Regions from separate parts of the Mus musculus genome. Here region 1 is linked to region 2. Evidence: chromatin loops called from intact Hi-C (ENCODE). Cell type or tissue: heart. All regions are shown on one strand. Each heading gives the region's core, and the rest is flanking DNA. Links, peaks and the distances in the headings are about the cores only. Region 1 has its middle 44 kb from the start of Gm34413. Region 2 has its middle 18 kb from the start of Gm34413.

Region 1 (2,806 bases), core at 178-2,677, 62 kb after region 2:
TGGAGCAGACAGGAAGGCAAAGCAGAGAGCAGTCCTCAACCAATGCAGGAGAGGCCAGGACCTAATGGAAATTTTAGAACCTGGGGGTCAGGAGAAAATATTCAGACCTGGGATCGCATGAAAAGTCTCTGGCAAGACCAAAACTATGGTTTATAGGGAAAGTGGTGAATTGCGCTTCATCAAAATGAGACTTGATCACTGGTGACAAGTTAGAAGGATGAAAAGAGAGCACACAGGGAGGGGACATTGCTGAGGTCCCTTCTAAGGAGCTCCCAATCTCGAACATACCAAGAAGTCTCATAACTGCAGAGCAAGCACAATGGATGTGCCAACTGGAAAATGGGCAGAGGTTCAGAGAGCACTCCCTGGAGGACGGAGGTTGGTGATGAGTGGGGCATGAGAGATGTTAGGTGGGGGAATGCACATCACCGTCGGCTACCAGAGTAGCTGAAATGAGGCAACCATCAATACGGGCAGGGACTCAGAAGATCGGCCCTCTCCAGAGCAAGGGACACAGAATGGGGCAGTCATCACAGGACGGTGCTACTGTGTCTCCTAAAGCCACATGCACAGCTGGCACCAAGTCCAGCATGGGCACACGTAAGGAGCTTGTCCCAAAGGACAGACCCGTCCTCACATAAAAACTACAAGAATGTTCCCATGCTAGTTACTCTTCTTGTTGCTATGACGATGTACCAGGTGAGACACTACTTACAGAAGGAAGGGGTTAATCTGGCTCACAGTTTTGGGGTACGGTCCCATCATGGTAGGCAGGAGCAGAAGGCAGTTGGTTGGTCACAGGGCAGCCACAGTCAGGCAGAGAGTTGAATGCTAGGGCTAAGATCCCTTCTTTTGATTCAGTCTGAGACTCCTATACATGCGATGGTGCTACACACAATTATGGTGGGTTTTCCCATCTCAGGTAGCACAATCTAGAAACTCCCTCACAGATGTTTCCAGGGGTTTGTCTCTCGGGTGATTCTTCAGCCTGTTGAGTTGACAATCATTATAAACCAGCTTAGCCCACGTGTTCCTCAAGAGACAAGCAGACCTCCCCAGCTATTGATTCTTCAACCCACCTCCCTCCTCAGTGGGTCTATGCTCAGCACGCCATGTTCCAATGAGCTCAGGCCAAGATGGCTGATGGGACAGGAGATCTCACTAAACCCACCTCCAATTAGGAACAATTCCACACACAGGCTGAGAGCCCTACAAAGCTTAGGAAAGCATCGTCTCTGGACCAGAAACATGGGTCCCCAAGACCTCACTACTGAGAAGCCATCTGCTGCAGTCCTCTGCCCCTTTGTCTATGTCTTCTGAGCTTGGAGAGCAGCCATGACCACACAGAACACAGACGCGCTGTCCTCCTTCCCGGGTCATGTCTGGCAGACCTATGTGAAATCCACTCCAGAACTGCGCAGTGATCCATCAACAGCCAGTCCCAGGGGTGCCCAGCCCACCCGGAGAGTCAAGCACTGTTGACTATGGAACGGGAGAGTGCCAAGTCCCAGCGTGAGAGCCTTCATATGATGGCTGGGGCTGTCCCTGACCCTGCATCCTGGGCTGCTTCTGGAGACACGGTCACCATGGGAAACAAGTTCTACCAGACCAAGGGCCGCAGGCTTCACTGTACTGTCACACCTGTGTAGGAATGGGCAAACAACCCATCCACCTGCTGTGGCAAAGGGGAGGAGCTGAGGCCTTCTGTCCATGGGTTCCGGTAAGGGTTTTGGTCTTTGGAAAGGCTTCGTAGGACATATATGTATGAAAGCTGCCCTATTTCAAAGTTGAACAGAGGGAAGCCCAGGACACAGAGCCACCCACCTAAAGCCACACAGCAGCTCAGGACACTCTCATTCAGAGTCTCAAGACCTTGCACCAAAGATAACAGAGACCTTGGGTACACAAAGCCATGTGCCACCTTCAGTCCAGGGAGGGGACAACCCCAGGATGCTTCAGCCCCTTCCTAAAATGCCTGGAGCCCCCAAAGACCTGCATTGAGAGCTACTCCCCCCCCCCTCCTGTCTGGTCTGGGTATGGAGTACTCCCTGCAAGAGGCTCCACCCCCAGCTGCTGCTGGTGGTGATACTGAGTGCTAATTGGATAATGAGAACATCTGCTTCACTAGCAGTCCACAGAGATTTGCTATAGGGATGCTCTATGAGGAGGGACAAAAAGCCCGTGTGGAAGAAGTGGCTGAGCGGACAGGATACCATATCCCTGGCCCAGCTGTCTCTGTCCTCTCTCTCTCCATTTCCTGGCAACCTTGAGGTAAGCAGTCTCAGGGCCACACACTTCCCCACGCTTCAGTCTTTCCACAGACCTAGAAGCAATGGAGCCCCAGCCATGGGTAGGGCCTTTGAAGCAGGAGCCAACAAGAATCTTTCCTCTTTTATGTTGATTTTTCTTGGATATTTTGTCACAGAGACAGAAATTAATATGCCCGCCAAGACAGCTACCTGCAACCATTGCAGTAGGCCAGCCAGAGCTGTGCCTGCACCCCACAGGCCCCCCGACTCATGCAAGACTGCCACTGCTCACTGCCCATGCACTCACAGGTGCTCAGGCTTTAGGCTTTCTCCATCTTAGGAAAGAATCAGAGAACCCATCCAGGAACCACATCCAGGCCCAGTGGTGTCTCCCTGTTTCCTATTCTGGGCTTGCTCTTTTCCTAGTTAGAGCCACAGACCCTGGCGTGCCACAGGAGGTAGCATGTTCCTCTCTTCAGTGTGCATGGGGCTGGCTCCTCAGCTTCCTGTGACACCCAGTGTGCCAAAGAGGCAGATGGAGAGGACATGGGAGCCAA
Region 2 (2,806 bases), core at 240-2,739:
CAGAATGTGGCCACTCAGACTGCAGGGACTGCAAAGGGTGGGCAGCAGCCATGTCACCTGCCGAGCCAAACCACCTTGACCTCCAAGGCTCTGAATTCGAGCCACTGGCTGGGCCTTGAGTTCCGGCCTCATGTGTGGAAGCCACTCCCCATCTCATCAGCCCTTGTATTTCTCGGTGTCTTAAGAAGCCAGCACAACCATCGTCCTGGACAGAAGCTGACTTGGGGATTTTTCTCAAGGTCACAGAGATTCACGGACAGAATTGAGACTGAAGTTCTAACCTTAGGGGTTATTAGTAAATCATCTACAGAGGGTAAGGGGCATACAGTTACCTAGCTGGGATAACTAGTACAGTGGGTAATAGGTGGGCGGTTACATCGCAGGGATCGTTAGTACAACTGTAAGTAGATGACTGACATCCGTGGACAACTAAGATAAGGAGTGGCTGCATACACATCTATGGATGAGGAGCCCAGCAGCTCAGGGTGATTGGCTACGCATCTGTGGATACCTAGCACTAGTAGGGGTGACAGGTTAAACTCGCCCGGTGGGTATACTCGACCTGTGGCATATCCACGGACTAGTACAGCAAGGGACAGGTGGCTTGTCATCCTGTGGTAGATGAGTGGCATGGCTGCTGAGGCCTCCTCTAAACCTGAATCTCTCTCACTGTGTGCCTTGGGGAGGGCATCTCTTCCCTTTGAGCCTGAACCCTATGGGCTACTCACTGATGTGGCACCTGCTGTGTGCCTGAGAATACATTCATAGTGTGACCAGGGGCACTCGTGTTGGGTTCAGGAGTCTGGGTAACTGTTTGGAAGAGCACCCGCCATCTGGTGAATGGCTACCCACCTCTCCACAGGGAGACAAGACCTGGTAACAAACTGCACATTTTCCCACATTGATACCTGCTTCCAGACACTCTGCCCTGACGGGGAGACTAACGTGGCAGCTCCCTCCAAGGTCAGCCTCAGCACAGACCACGGAGCCGTGACCACCATGTGGCCACTTTTGTGGCCAAGCCTGAACCCAGTGAATCATCAATACACAGGATCCAGCCATGAGATTCCCTGAAAAGGGCTGGTAGCAAAACCAACAGACACATTAGAACCACGGAACAGGATGTCCTGGCTTCAGGGAACCCAGGTGGGACCCGATCCAAATAAGAAGCAACAGGGTTTTCAGAGTACCCCCTCCCACCCCACCCCACCCCCAGCTCCGAAAGGCACAGGCTGTGCTCGCCACTGTCCCTGAGAACAGCAGAAGCCAAGGCTGCAGAGAGGCTCTGGGAGCTCCTGGCCTGTGTTTTGGATCCAGCAGAAGTGGGCCGCAGTCATAGCTCATGCTCGCCCCCCCCACCCCCCGCCCCCTGCCACCACAAGCTTTCCAGCCACAGCCATGAGGTGACATCATGGGGTCAGGGGCTATAAACCGAACTCAGTCAGAAGAAGAGAAAGAATGGGAGAGGGTGGCCCTCAAACCCACTTCCTGTCTCCTGATCATCTGGTGATCTCCTGTGTCAGCTTCGGTTCCTTCCCCTCCCGCCAGCTTCCCTCCCTCCTTGCCAAAGCCACAGGCTCCCCTCCTCCACCACACTTGATCAGAACCAGGAAAGCGGCACCAGAGCAGGTCCCTCCACCTCCTAAGAATACCGGGACCCTCTCATTGGGAGCCAGCTTGGCCTCTGACATAGCTAGTGCATAGCCACAACCTGCAGACCACCCCAGTCTGCCCCCGAGCTGGTAGCTCCAAGGGGCAGGTGCTGCCCAGATGAAGTGAGACTGGGGTCCAGGTACTATCCTCTAAGTGACATGACATTGTCAACATTGCTCTGGGACATCCACACCCTTCTCTGGACCTCAGTTTCCCCAGCTGCCAAAGGAAAGGGTGGGTCTGGCTTCTGAGGTCCCAGACACAGATGGATGAAGGGGTGAGTCAGAGCGCAGGGCTGCGGTCTCACGTGGAAGCAGAACTTCGATGATTTCACGAGAGGCAGAGCACAGTCTCCTCTGGCGGAGCCCTTGCAGCTTCCCAAGTTAATCACCATGGGAACGATTATCTGGCCATCGGGCCATCCTCCTGCCCTCCTCGAAGCTCCATCCCGCCTTCACAAACCTAGAGGGGAATCTCCACAATTTACACAGACCATCAATCACACGCAAGCAAGATTTCTGTTTCAATAGCTGGGCATAAAGAAAGTAGCAAGAGTCGTTGGGGTTGAGCCTAACATGTCCAGCCCTTCTTCTGTCTCTGGGACACTGAGGTCTCAGAGTCACATCCCATTTCTATGATTTCTTTAAAAATTACACAAGCCATTATTCATCCATCCAGTGAGGATGGTCCCCGTCTTGCCTACCAAAGCAGGATTAGGCGCTAGAGATACGTCTCAAGAACTCTGTTACTTCCTACCTGGACCAGGGATGGCAGAGGGTCTAACCTATAACACCAGTCCCCTGAAGCCTCTCAGATCATCTCAGACCTCCCCAGAAAGCCCCCACTCATTCACAACAGCTCAGAGTACACATTAATAAGTCGAATATTTTCCTACGATCCCTCTCTGCTGCCTGAGAAAATGGCTACTGATCGTTCACCACCCTAGTTCATAAGTCATTCCAGATCATAGAGCCAGGCCCTGCTGCCCTCTGTTGGCCTCCTCATCTTCACGACTTTTCCAGACTGGGAAGGGGGGGTGGGGGGGGGGTCATTTGTCTACACTACAAAGCCTCGTGCTCTTCTGACAGCACATCCTATGTACTCATTATTTATTGCTGAGATCTCTGTGATTACAACACAGCCCAGCTGGAGT

The links. Peaks named below come from ENCODE experiments on the same cell type or tissue, not always from the same donor. Only the 100,000 strongest peaks of a DNase experiment are listed, where the experiment ranks them.
Region 1: a loop joins it to region 2, with 1.8 times the contacts of the local background. A loop is called at or near these places in 1 of 42 quality-filtered maps.

What each region holds. Positions count from the first base shown.
Region 1 is chr8:122,049,402-122,052,207 of GRCm38, reverse strand. It overlaps a transcript of Zfp469 not described here. Among named protein-coding and RNA genes, the nearest start is that of Gm34413, 44 kb to the left of the region's middle. In heart, for the core only: no CTCF peak of the experiment used is centred there; a DNase peak (open chromatin) is centred at 1,547; H3K27ac peaks cover 208 bases.
Region 2 is chr8:122,111,125-122,113,930 of GRCm38, reverse strand. It overlaps a transcript of Zfp469 not described here. Among named protein-coding and RNA genes, the nearest start is that of Gm34413, 18 kb to the right of the region's middle. In heart, for the core only: no CTCF peak of the experiment used is centred there; DNase peaks (open chromatin) are centred at 1,440 and 1,940; H3K27ac peaks cover 601 bases.